3 separate regions of the Mus musculus genome follow, and all the other regions are linked to region 3. A link is a contact called in ENCODE Hi-C or POLR2A ChIA-PET data. All regions are on one chromosome and are shown on one strand. Each heading gives the region's core, a stretch centred on a gene start or an enhancer-like site at or near the end of the contact. The rest is flanking DNA. Distances are from core to core; before and after follow the strand shown. Region 1 holds the start of Slc22a20 (solute carrier family 22 (organic anion transporter), member 20). Region 2 holds the start of Cdca5 (cell division cycle associated 5). Region 3 holds the start of Ppp2r5b (protein phosphatase 2, regulatory subunit B', beta).

Evidence for each region. Hi-C counts contacts between places; a loop is a spot of excess contacts on that map. ChIA-PET counts read pairs that join two places held with the same protein, here RNA polymerase II (POLR2A).
Region 1: a loop to region 3 is called in a map of T-helper 2 cell, with 2.1 times the contacts of the local background. The contact joins the promoter of Slc22a20 here to the promoter of Ppp2r5b in region 3. A Hi-C loop is called at or near these places in 1 of 37 maps with a recorded cell type or tissue (T-helper 2 cell). POLR2A ChIA-PET finds 5 or more read pairs at or near these places in 1 of 5 experiments (embryonic stem cell).
Region 2: POLR2A ChIA-PET joins it to region 3 with 17 read pairs in Patski. The contact joins the promoter of Cdca5 here to the promoter of Ppp2r5b in region 3. POLR2A ChIA-PET finds 5 or more read pairs at or near these places in 4 of 5 experiments (Patski and embryonic stem cell).

What each region holds. Positions count from the first base shown.
Region 1 is chr19:5,983,410-5,987,670 of GRCm38, reverse strand. It overlaps Slc22a20 (solute carrier family 22 (organic anion transporter), member 20), which reads left to right and starts at 1,528. Exons shown (of 10, transcript NM_198650.2): 1 at 1,528-1,905; 2 at 1,988-2,091; 3 at 2,719-2,873. The coding sequence starts at 1,531. It overlaps Gm31719 (a long non-coding RNA gene), which reads right to left. Exons shown (of 4, transcript XR_001782726.2): 4 at 2,574-2,904.
Region 2 is chr19:6,081,873-6,086,361 of GRCm38, reverse strand. Cdca5 (cell division cycle associated 5) reads right to left here and starts at 1,265. Exons shown (of 6, transcript NM_026410.3): 1 at 1,154-1,265; 2 at 873-964. The coding sequence starts at 1,199. Zfpl1 (zinc finger like protein 1) reads left to right here and starts at 1,387. Exons shown (of 8, transcript NM_024231.3): 1 at 1,387-1,498; 2 at 1,901-2,010; 3 at 2,302-2,413; 4 at 3,584-3,777; 5 at 3,891-3,963; 6 at 4,035-4,181; 7 at 4,398-4,489. The coding sequence starts at 1,909.
Region 3 is chr19:6,233,655-6,237,763 of GRCm38, reverse strand. Ppp2r5b (protein phosphatase 2, regulatory subunit B', beta) reads left to right here and starts at 1,924. Exons shown (of 14, transcript NM_198168.3): 1 at 1,924-2,252; 2 at 2,665-3,131; 3 at 3,791-3,987. The coding sequence starts at 2,933.

The DNA.
Region 1 (4,261 bases), core at 279-2,778, 250 kb after region 3:
ATACATACATACATACATAGGGAGTTCCAGGCCAGCCTGGGCTATAGTAGACGTTATCTTGAGAAGAAATGGAAAAAAAAAGAAAAGAAAAATTGAGGGAGCAGGGAGTGGGCGATGGGACTGCCCACAAGGCTGCATGTAGAAATGGAACTGAGAGTTCTGATCATGAAAGAACCAGTGTCCTGAGCTGATGGTTTCCAGGAGCTATTTACTGGGAGGCCGGAGCCAAGTCAACTGGCCTCCTCACTGGAGCAGGTCCTGGAGGGAGCGGTATGCATGGTGTCCTGGATTCCTCTCCTTTCAGCCCTCAGCCCTCAGCCCCTCTCTAGAGTGGCTTTAATTTGCTGTGGTGATTCGCCAACATACCCTGAAAGTTCCCGACCCCAAACTGACGCTGCTTCTTGACTGCCCTACTTGGACTTCTTTGGTTTTGTTTCTGTATTGCTTGTTGTGTCTCATTTGGTTTATTTATTTATTTATTTTAACTCCTTAAGACTTTATTTCACCAGTTGGCATATCCTGTTCTACAATGTGTCCTTGATTTGATTTGATTTTTTTGGGGGTGATATTTATTTCATTTACATTTCCAATGCTATCCCAAAAGTCTCCCACCCACCCACTCCCACTTCTTGGCCCTGTCGTTCCCCTGTGCTGAGGCATATAGTTTGAAAGACCAATTGGGCCTCTATTTCCACTGATGGCCGACTAGGCTATTTTCTGATTCATATGCAGCTAGAGACACTGGTTTATTTTTTAATTTAAAAAAATAATAAATTTGAGAGCCAGGTGCACACAACCGAAAGGAGGCAGAGGCAAGGAGTTCTCTGTGAGTTCGAGGCCAGCCTGGTCTACACAGTAATTTCCAGGACAGTCAGGGCTATGCAGTGAGATCCTGTCTCAAAAAAACAAAAAACAAAAACAAAAACCAAAAAAACAAAAACAAAAAACCCCCAAAAACAAAATTAAAATTATTTATGTATTTGTGTGTACATGCACGTGCACACACACTCATAAGTGCCATGGCACTTTGCAGAAGTCAGAGGCCAATCTCCAGTGTCATCCCTGAGGAGCCATCCTCCTTGTCTTTTGGAGACAGGATCTCTCACTGGGAGCTGGGGCTCGACGGTTAGGCTTGGCTGTCTGGCCAGCAAGGCCCATGAATCTCTCTTCCTGGGATTACAAGTTCATGCCACCATGGCCTTGATTTTAAGCAAGTGCAGGGCTTTAATGCTTCTAAGGTCCTGAAGTACTCTGCTAACTCAGCTATCTATCTAACGCCCAACCCTTGACTTTGCTAACTCAAGAGGTAACAGATAGAGAGAGAACTGGAGAAAGGGCCTGGGGGAGGGACACACTGCAGATGTGGGGACATTTAGGCCTCCTGTGAGGTGTAACTTGATCCTTCTGAGATGCATTGTAGAGAAGGCCTGTGTGGTCCTGACCCCTGGCCTGATCCTCTACCTCTAGGTCCCTCCCCTGCCTTTTTACATAAGGCCTGGGCAGGCCCGACCTGGGGTAGGGCCCTTGGCCATGGCCTTCACAGACCTGCTGGATGCCCTGGGAGGCGTGGGTCGCTTCCAGCTTGTCTATACAGCCTTGCTGCTGCTGCCCTGTGGGCTGCTGGCTTGCCATACCTTCCTACAGAACTTCACGGCTGCTGCACCCCCTCACCACTGCCAACATCCTGCCAACTACACAGAACCTACCACCAATGTCTCAGGGGTCTGGCTGAGGGCTGCCATACCCCTGAACCAGCATGGGGACCCCGAGCCGTGCCGGCGCTATGTAGAACCTCAGTGGGCCCTTCTGAAACCCAACGCCTCCTCCCATGGGGTGGCCACCGAGGGCTGCAAGGATGGTTGGGTCTACGACCGAAGCATTTTCCCATCTACCATTGTGATGGAGGTCAGAGGTGGGTGGGTGGCTTGGGGGGCTGGGAGGAGGCCAAGCCTAAGGACAAGGTTTAGCACTCCTCTCTCCCCAATAGTGGGACCTGGTGTGTGAGGCCCGCACCCTTCGTGACCTGGCTCAGTCCATCTACATGTCCGGGGTGTTGGTGGGAGCCGCCTTGTTTGGTGGTCTTGCTGACAGGTGAGCCTTTGGGGGAGCGCCTCGTCCCCCAGGGAAAGCCCTTGCGTTCACCTACATTCTGTCTCTTCTCTCTTTATTCCTTTCGTTGTCTGGGGTTGTTTGTTTTGTTTTGTTTTGTTTTGTTTTGTTTTGTTTTTCTAAGGCAGGGTTTCTCTGTGTAGCCCTGACTGTCCTAGCACTCACTCTCTAGACCAGGCTGGCCTCAAACTCACAGAGATCACCTACCTCTGCCTCCCAAGTGCTGGGATTAAAGGCGTGTGAAACCATGGCTATATATATATATGAGTGTTTTTCTTTTCTTTTCTTTTCTTTTTTTTTTTTTTTTTTTTTTGAATTTCTGATCCATCTGCCTGTACTTCCCAAGTGCTGGGATTATAGGCATGGATCTCTTTTCAAACTCTCTACCTTTCCCCAACATGGATTAAATCTCTCGGTCTCTGATCTTCCATCACACTTGTCCCTCTATCCCTGATCAGCCTGGTGGTTGCATGTGGTGTTTAGAGGGGTGGCTTTTACTGGGCATCTCATCTTTGATTGCTTCGGTGTCCCCACCAAGGCAGAAGTTTCAGACATGGCCTCTCTGCCTCCTTGGTGAGGATTCCCTAGCCCCTCACTCTTTGGGTTCAGGTTGGGTCGCAAGGCCCCACTGGTGTGGTCGTACCTGCAGCTGGCAGTTTCGGGGGCTGCCACAGCGTATGTGGGCTCCTTCAGTGCCTACTGCGTCTTCCGCTTCCTGATGGGCATGACCTTCTCCGGCATCATCCTTAACTCCCTCTCCCTGGGTGAGTCCAGTCCAGGCGGGACCCAGAGGGGCTGGGGTCATGCAACAAGAGAATTACAGCATCACAGGACAGCTTTGCAAATTTTGCGTTATGTAATTCTCACCCAGAAACCGCAATTCAAAACCTCCTACCCAGGGGTCTGGATTTGGAAGACCCTGGTTGGCCGACTGTGACCCCGAGGGCAGCAGTGGGCAGTGGTGGCCTTTCTTGGGTCTGGGTTTCAGTTGACTAATCTGTGAGCTGAGAGGGTCAGATTGATTTCATGAGAGTTACTCAACAGTACCTACTAATCATCTATGATGTGCCAGGTTTACATGGGGTCACATAGGTGAGTGGGACACAGGGACATAAGATAGGATGGTGTCCAAGGGAGACAGCTATGGTGGCTCGCACCTGCAATCGCAGCACTTGGGAGGTGGAAGCAAGAGGATCAGGAGTTCAAGGTGATCCTCAGCTGCACAGCCAGTTTGAAGCTTGCCTAAGGTACGTGAGTCTGTAAATAAAGGGTGGCCGGGAGTTCATGCAGTCAAAAGGCTTCAATCGGACAATGCAAACTCTAAAACCTTAGGGCAGGGTGCCATAGTGCATGAATGTAATCCCAGCACTCGGGAGGCAGAGGCAGGAGGATAACACATTTGAGGCCAGCCTGATCAACCTAGTGAGTTTGAACTCCTGGATGCTAACCAGATAGGAGTGTCACCTTTCAGAGATAAGGAATAAGCTGGAGCCTGTAGGCGAAACCCTGGTGGAAGGCAATAGACAGCCCTCTCTGAACACAGGGCTGCCACCTGCCTATGCTGCTCTTACTTAGTTTGCCTCTGAAGACATCATCAGGCTCAGACACTGCCACCACCTTTAGTTGTCCATCAGCAGGTGGGCCTTTGATTTCAGGATGGGAGAGAAATCTTGGGTCCAGAGAAGCAGGTGTACAGACCAGTACCCCTTTTCTGCTCTATTCTGCCCCAGCATTTGGACACTGAGAGGTGCTAAGCGCTCTCTTGCTCTCTTGCTTCTCTCTTGCTCTTGCTCTCCTTCCTGCTCCTGCCTCTCCCCATTCCCTTCCCCACTCTTTCCACCTGCTCATGTGCTCATGGCCGCCCTCTACTCCTCTACTTCTCTACTCTCTCCCTCTCTCTGCCTTTCTCTGCCTCTACTACCCTCTTAACTCCCCTCCCTGTGTTCTACATAAACTCTGTTCTATACAAAAGGAAGAAAGAGAGGTGCCAAGCACATATTGGGACCTCAGAAATCCAGTCCCACCTTCTAGAAGGGTAGGTGTCCTGCTGCAGCTGAGAGCAAATGCCTGAAATCTGTCAGCCTATCATACCAGAATGGCCTCTGTACTACATAAACATTTGCGTGCTTGGGTTCCTGTACGCTCTTGTGTA
Region 2 (4,489 bases), core at 16-2,515, 150 kb after region 3:
ATAGTTCAAAGCCCTCTAGGTCAGTGTAAAAGTACTTTGGGAGCCGGGCAGTGGTGGTGCACGCCTTTAATCCCAGCACTTGGGAGGCAGAGGAAGGTGGATCTTTGAGTTCGAAGCCGGCCAGGTCTACTAAGTAAGTGAGTTCCAGGACAGCCAGGGCTATACAGAGAAACGTTGTCTCGAGGAAAAAAAAAAAAAGTACTTTGGGGGTGTTGCTGAGAAAAGTTTTCCTTATCTTCTATCCAAGACTTCTCAGCCTCTAAGCCTGGTTCTAAGTTTGTAAGTTCTTGCACCATGTTGGGCACCAACTGTGGAAGCATTGGGCGGGAGTTTTTTGACTCCCTTGCTCCCAAATAACTGCAGGGCATTTCTTCCCCCCAACGCCACTACCTCCTGAGTAAAGGACACAGAGCTGTTATTCAAAGGCTGCTGGCACTATGTTGGGCAGGTTCTGAGCTACTCTAACCCTCTCAGGCTGCCTATCTACCAGTCACACGGTCCTCTACCTGAATCTCAGTCTTACTCTGACTCAATCTGGTCCATGTGTGCCCTCATGACTGCTCTCTCCCTCCTCTTGACCTTAGAGTGAAACCACCTGCTCTCTCCGCGCCTCCCCCTCTCCCACTTCTCTCTCCCTAGACTCTTCCGGACGCCTCAATGGGCGCTGATGTCCCGCCTCCTCTGTCCTCTCCTGCCCAGCCATAGGCTGATCAGCTCTTTATCAACCAATCAGAGATGATTTAAAAAAAAAAAAACAACAGTGAGCCCGGAGGTGCTAGTTAGCCGGACTAAGGATACCTAGGCATAGAAATTAGCATCTGAATACGCAGCGCACAAACCCAACCCCAACACCTGGGGGACCAGGAACTCACCCTCGGCCAGATTTCAGAGAACGAGTTCGGGAGATCTGAGCCAGATTTCCGCTTGGACGACTTCGAAGGCTTAGTAAGTGAAGTCCTGGGCCCTGGAAAGGAAAACACGTTTGATGGTGAGCAAAACTTTGCTCGAAGAAAAGGCGACAAACAAACGAAACAAGATGCTTGACGAGTTCGGAAAAGCAAAAGTCGTTTTCCAACTACCCCTTTGGGGCGTCTTCCACCGGGAGCCAAGTTTTGTTCCCCAAACAACCCCGCTCCACTGCTCCCGTGCTCACCAGACCGCTGGGCAGCCCCTCCTGATCGTGTTCGCCGCTCCGCCATGTGTACGGTCGGGCTCAGTCTCCGCCGCGGTCGCCTACTCAGGCTCGCGCCAACCGGGAACTTTGCTGCTTCAAACGTTCAAATTGCCCGCCTTGCTAGCGAGAAAGCGGAAGTGACACAGGCCGGAGGCGGACCATCCGCTTTTGTTGTCACAGGCTTTACGTCTAGCTAGCAAAAGGCAGAGGCGTATCCTGCGGCGCTGTGGCGTCATCAGCGTGCGCCGCACCCGGAAGAGACGTGGCAGCGGAGGGATAATCAGGCCGGACCTGAAGGGAGCGGAGCTGCAGCTACCGGAGTTGGTGAGCTCAGTCCCCGGCCTTCCGCGCTTTTCATTACCGTACGCACCGGTCACGATCGGCATCGCGGAGGTTCGCGGACATCCAGAATGTGGTCGGCCAGCTGGGGGCGGGTCAAGAGGGGGTGGGTCTTGGGGGCGGGGCTGGTGGTATTGGAGCTGTGCAGAGATCTGGCGAGGGCCTTCCTGGGTCTTGATGGAATGAAGGGTCGGTCGTTTGTGGTACGATCTGTACAGGAGACGTGGCTTTACCCATGCTAAGGCATTATGCTAGAATTTGGTGTTGGGACTGGTGTGAGACGGGACTGAGAGATTTAAAAGAAGAGAACTGGGTTGGTGAAAACAAACTGGCAGCCACCAAAACCTGGCTTCCTGCTAACTGATTTCACCCCACCACACCCTCCAGGATCGGTCATGGGACTTTGCAAGTGCCCCAAGAGGAAGGTGACGAACCTGTTCTGCTTCGAACACCGAGTTAACGTCTGCGAGCACTGCCTAGTAGCCAATCACGCCAAGGTGGGGCGTTTAGAGCAGTGTCTGAGCAGGGCGGGTGGGTGGGCAGACAAGATTGCCTACTTCTAAATCCATGTGGGGACCTATGCTAGACTGTAAGCTCCACAAGGGCAAGAACATGGGGTGTGATGCGCTCTGCTATGCCTTCAGTAGCTGCTCAATAAATGGTCACTCAATAAATGGAACAGATGAAATGATGAGTCTGATGAGAGAAAACGAGGCATTTGAGCCTTGGAGTGGTGTGTGCATCGTGGAGCCTGGGGCACCAGTTGTGACATCTCTCTCCCACTCCAGTGCATCGTGCAGTCCTACTTGCAGTGGCTACAAGATAGTGACTACAACCCCAATTGCCGCCTGTGCAACACACCCCTGGCCAGTCGGGAGACCACCCGTCTTGTTTGCTATGGTGAGGCCTGGGAAGGGGTCAGGGCAGCCCCAGGATCCAGCTTGGATACAGGTTTGATAGCATCTTTCAAGAAGCAAGACAGTGAGTCCCTCAAGCGTGGAGGTCAGAGCCTCAGATCCTGATTCCTTTAGGTACCGTCCTGTTTTATAAAGCCTCAGCAAGCCTTTTCTCTTCGTAGGCCTTAGAATCTTCCCTGAAAGTTAGAGCTTCTCCTTCCTGCTCTGCCAGTCTGGGAGAGCTAGAGATGACTATGAGCTGTGGCTGGGAGAAAGATCCACTTTAGGGGATGTTACTGACCCCGATACTGTACCCAGAGGAAGCTATCCATGTTACAGTTTGCTGGGAGTCGGTAGTCAGAGCCTAGTATAAAAAAAAGCCTCAGCTTAGCTTGTTCAAGGTGCTGGTCCAAAAGGGGGCAGCTCCACCTGAATTTCTCCATGTGAAATTATGTGTCCACTCATACAGATGTATGTGTTGGTTAGTACTTGTGGGTGAGTAGATGGGTGATGAGTGTTTGTGAGCACATATCCCATGGGATGCATGATGACATGAAGGTGGGGAGTGTTAGGGGATATGTGTTACAGATGTGTACATGTATGACTACTAGTGTACTTTGAGGGAATGGCTCTCAAGTTTGCTTGTGTATTTATAAGCACTGTGTATTTGCCTCTGGATATCTGCATGTATCAGTGTCTGGGAAGCTTTCCTGATAGTGTTCTTGTATGTAGGTTTGTTTTGTTTTGTTTTGTTTGAGACTGGGATTGTGGGGCTGACCTTGAAATCTTACTCCTGCCTCCACCTCCCAAGTGCTAGGATTAGGCACTGCCAGCCTGAAACTATTGTTGTGTAGTCATTAGCCCAAGGAGTGTGATTTTAGGCCAGAGAAGACTCTTGAAAGGGTGGAAGGTATTTTCTTCCTTCCCAGTCACACCTTCTCATGGGCTGGTCACATGGGTAGACTCTACCTTGCTTTGGTTCAGTGGCATTTGCAAGAAGCCTTAGGGACCCGGAGTAGGGAGAAAAGGAATGGCCCTGGGCATCAGCACATATATCCACAATCCATTCCTGCAGTGAGCTGGGCCTTGGGGGTATGGGATTGCTAGACCAAGGATAAGAGCTCGAAGACTTGCCTCTCTCATGTCTGTCCTTTTTTATTTCATGGGTCCCAAGATCTCTTTCATTGGGCCTGTATCAATGAACGTGCTGCCCAGCTACCACGAAACACAGCGCCTGCAGGCTACCAGTGCCCCAGCTGTAATGGCCCCATCTTCCCCCCAGCCAACCTCGCTGGCCCAGTGGCTTCAGCACTGAGAGAAAAGCTAGCCACAGTCAACTGGGCCCGGGCAGGACTGGGCCTCCCTCTGGTGAGAGTCTCTCTGTCTGTCTGACCATCTGTTTGTGCTGACCTCTCCTGAGGCAGATTGGATGGGTTAGCAGCAGGAGTGGGCAGACTGCTGACGGAGATTCCTTTCTGCAGATCGATGAGGTGATAAGCCCAGAGCCCGAGCCCCTCAATTCCTCAGACTTCTCTGATTGGTCCAGCTTTAATGGTAAGTGGTGGCCTCCATCTGCTGTCTGAACCTTGCCTCCCTGCTCCACTGAGAGATCGCTCTTTCCACAGCCACCACCACCTCTGTGCAAGAGGAGAGAGCCAGCACTCCATCTGCGCCTGCTTTCTATAGCCAGGCTCCCCGCCCTCCTCCCTCCCCAAGCCGTCCCGAGCAGCACACAGTCATACACATGGGGAGTACTGAAGCCCTGGCACACGGTGAGCTGGGCAATCTTCCCAGACAGAGAGTAGAAAGCAGTGGCTGGTTTGGGTGGCATGAGCTCAGAGCCCCTTATGGGGTGGTTCTTCCTCACTCCAAGGTCCTGAGGTGCTCTGTTAGGCTGGGGAGGGCAGGAGGTCCTTTATGCCACCTCCACCCATGCCACAGGATCAGTTTGTCTGAGCCTGTTGTTGCTGGTGTTTCTGTCTCTACAGCCCCAAGGAAAGTATATGACACACGGGATGATGACCGGACAGCAGGCATTCATGGAGACTGTGATGATGACAAATACCGCCGCCGGCCTGCT
Region 3 (4,109 bases), core at 675-3,174:
TATAAGAGGGTCACTCACAAATTCCAAGCAGTGAGTCCCAGGGCAGCTAGAATAACATCAGCACAGGCACACAGAAAGATATAAATAAATACAATGACACTTTGCTAAGAGTAAGAGTGTGAAAAGAATTGGGTATTGTGGCTTACAACTTTAATCCCAGCACTTGGGACATAGGCAGATCTCTGAGTTTGGGGTCAGCCTGGTCTGCAGAGTGAGTTCCAGGACAGTCAGGGTTTTATAGAGAAACCCTGTCTCAAAACAAACAAACAAACAAACAAACAAACAAACAAACACAACCCCCAAGTTTAAAAAGAGTAAGAAAATACTTTTTAACCCGTTATCTTGCAATGCCTGTTTGAAAGCGAGTCTACTTCTGAGGTGAGTAGGAAGCTCTTGCTCTGCTTGTGGGAAGCCTCACCTCATCCTCCGCATCAAAAATTTAAAATCCCAAAGCCATTTTCTTCCACTAGTTTTCTTCCTGCATCATCTAGGCCCCTGCCAGGCATGGGTGGCTTTGGGCAGCCTGGCCTGAACACTGCAGCCGAGAGTCTGTGGAGAGCACTACCTTGTCACAGGCAGCAAGGCGTCCCTCCTGCCTTGGCCTCTGGGTTCTGGTCTGGCGGGAAGAGGCTCTGTGGGTCTGGCTTTCCCGGCTTATTATTAGGGAGTAAGGGGGAGGGAAGCCATGTCTGAGCCCTGGAGGTGGGCCAAGTGGTAGTTTAGGGGTTCCTGTTCTGTCTGGCAGGTGAAGAACAGAGCAAAACGGGAAGTGAAGATCTGCTATCTCTGAGCAAAGGGAGTACTGTCTCTGGGTAGCCATCGCTTGATCTGGGTACCCATCCATTGAGGTGCTAGACTCTAGAACAGTGTCCTCGATACAGGCTTTGGCTGTTTGTTGCTCTAAGGTGGGCACTTCTTAGGTAAACAGACTTCTTTTGCAGCACTAAGTGATCACCAGGGTCCATAAATGGGTGGGGCCAAAAAGCACCCCAATTCCCCCAACCTCATTGCTCTCTCTCTCCTGCTGCTCAGCAAGGACCAGTTTGTCACCTAGGTAAAACTTCAGGATAAAGGTCTCACAGTCATTGTAGGGAATAGAGTGTTGGCGACCAGGTACTATGAAGGGAGCCCGGGACTGCAGGCTGGGAACTTTTGGCCAGAATGCCAAACTCTTGGAATACAGCTGAGCCTTTGATACCCAGCAATGGGGTTTTGATCAAGAACTCCCCACTCTCCAAGGCACATCTTGGCACCAGAGGAGCTGGGAGGTACTGTGCCTTAGGATGGGGGCAGCTCCAGGGTAGCACCTTCTGCCCTCCTTGCTTTGGCATCCCAGGGCTGTCCCTTTAAACTACAGACCATGATGTCACCATGGACAGTAAGTGACAGGAGGGGCACTGCAGGCCGGGAGAATGGACTTCATTTCCCAAGAGCCTCTAGTGAACCACACCCCTCCCAGCAGGCGCTAACGCAAACCCGACTGTTAACCCCTCCAACGCCGGATGCAAGGGGTTTTGTAAGTGTCCGGCTTCAATCTGGGCTGAGTATGAGGAGAGAGGATGGCCTGAGGGACAGATGGCTCAGACCAAATTGTGGGCCTGGCACATCATGCTAGGTAGGACTCTGTCTTGCATTAGCAGGTTCCAACACCGAGTCCTTTTCTTTCCCTACACAGTGTCCCTTCCAGAATTCGGGAGTCCAGTTCTGAGCTGGACTCTGCCCCAGTCTGCTTGCAGGTTTTAAAATCCTCAGCTTTTCTCGGAAGTACTGAGTTCCTCCCCTAGCTCCGAGGTTACCCGTAAAGTTCGGTTGCTTCCTTTAAGCAGGGTGGGGACTACATTTCCCAGAGGCCCCGAGTCCTCCCTGACGCAGCCCCCCCTAGCGGAGGGAGGTGCGGGCCGGGAGGGGGGGAGGTGACTTGATGTCATCCTGAGCAGCTGGGCGGCGGGTGCCGGTGCGCAGCGAGCCGGGGCTCCCGCTGCGCTGCACCGCGCTGATCTGAGTCCCGGGATATCTGCCGAGGGTCGCGTGCTGCCGGGGCCCAGCCCAGAGCCCACCGAGTGCCCGACCCCTTTTGGGGCTGAGCTGGGGGCATGCTCCAGCACCCCCAGAGCCTGGGAGCGAACCCAGGAGCGCCGCCGCCCAGCCCCAGCGCCCCGAGCGGCAGAACCACCGCTAAGGACCCTTGAACCGTCGTCTCTTCCACCGAGGCAACCTCTAGGGTCGGCGACCAAAGTCTGGGTTTCTGAGAAGTGAGTGTGTACCCCAATACCACATTGAGGTTTGGAGACCAGGAAGGAGCGGGATATGAGGAGAGATGCTAGGGTCTGAAAGGGGGTGCACGAGAACAGGACCCTCATTTTTTGGGTGAGTGCACTGAGACAGGAGACATTAGTGGAGCTGGAGTCACACTGCTGTAAGGATCTGGGGATGCTAATAGAGTCCCCATCCTGAGTAGTAGCCATAGGCCGTATTTGGGGAGGGGCTACTTTAGAGCTTGGGCCTGGAAGAAGGGAGGGGCATGGTTGCGCCCTTGTTTTGGGGTCTAGCGAGGGAAGGAGGGAAAAGAAGTAAGGGAGCAACTGCACCACGCGGGCTGTCTTTGGAAAGAACCGACCTGCTCTCTGTGTCTCTCCTGCTGACCTTTCTAACCTGACTTCTCAGAAGAGCCAGCGTGGGAACCCTGACTGGAACTCTTCTGGATCCCCAGGAAAGACCTGAGCCATTGCCTTTCTACCTTACCTGCCCCCCCAGGACTGGGCAGTTGCCAGAGGCCCTGGGGGGGTCAGGACTGTGGCCGTGCCTCCCCCACCCCCTGAAACATGCTGGACAGGATGGGTCCCAGTTAGTGTGTGTGGCCTCATTCAACTTACTCCAGACCCACAAGGAGCCCCCTGGGCTCTGAAAGATTGACCCGTGTTGTCCACTGGCCATGGAGACGAAGCTGCCCCCTGCGAGCACCCCCACAAGCCCCTCCTCCCCAGGGCTGTCTCCAGTGCCACCACCAGACAAGGTGGATGGCTTCTCCCGCAGGTCCCTCCGCAGGGCCCGGCCCCGTCGCTCACACAGCTCTTCTCAGTTCCGCTATCAGAGCAACCAGCAAGAGCTCACTCCACTGCCCCTGCTCAAAGGTGAGCTGTTGTTGGTTGCCAGGGTACCCAGAAGGAAGCAAGGTAGGGGAGGACCAAGGGAGAAGCAGAGGTCTGGTAGAGTTTGGATCTCTTTTAGGCTAGGAACTCCACTGGAACTGACCCCCAATCTCCAGGCCTCTGCTGACGCATGGCCTGACTGGCCTGTCATCTCTGGAGGTGGGGCATCTGGAAGTGGTGCCAGGGGCAGGCAAGGGCCAAGGGTGGGGCACACAGCCTAGGTTTCAGGAGGCTCCTATCAGTCCAGCCAGCTGCCTAGGTCCTGGGGTAGGTGCTTGGCATGATGCCCTGTGATCACTAAATCCCACCCCCCACTTCCTGGCCCGATTTCTACTTTTGGCTCCATGTGTTGAGGGAGGTAAGTGTCTGGGGAGGGGTGGGGAATGCTTGCATACCCAGGGTTGTGATCTTGCTTTAAAGTCATGAGGTCTCTGATCCTGGATTAGAAGAGAGGACCACTTTTTCCCCTCAGCCTCCCGGGAGTGAAGGATGGGACTAGAATTGTTTGCTAGCTGTACCAGAGTACCTTGTATGGGGGCAGCTGAAGCTTCCTGGAAAGTCAGCCTGAGGGAGGTGGAGATCCATCCCGTCCAGAGCCCTTGGCGGCTAGATCCAGGAGGTCTCCCTGTCCCTCCCCGCAGATGTGCCAGCCTCTGAGTTGCATGAGTTGCTGAGCCGGAAACTGGCCCAATGTGGGGTGATGTTTGACTTCTTGGACTGCGTGGCTGACCTCAAGGGGAAGGAGGTGAAGCGTGCAGCCCTCAATGAACTGGTGGAATGTGTGGGTTGCACCCGGGGTGTGCTCATCGAGCCCGTCTACCCAGACATCATCCGCATGGTAAGCACTGCCCAGCCTCGCTCGGGGAACAAGAATTCTCTCAGGCTACCTCTGGGACCCGTGTGGGAGGAATAAGTGCATACACTTCAGCTTGGTCGCAGGCGCGTGCTCCCACTTCCACT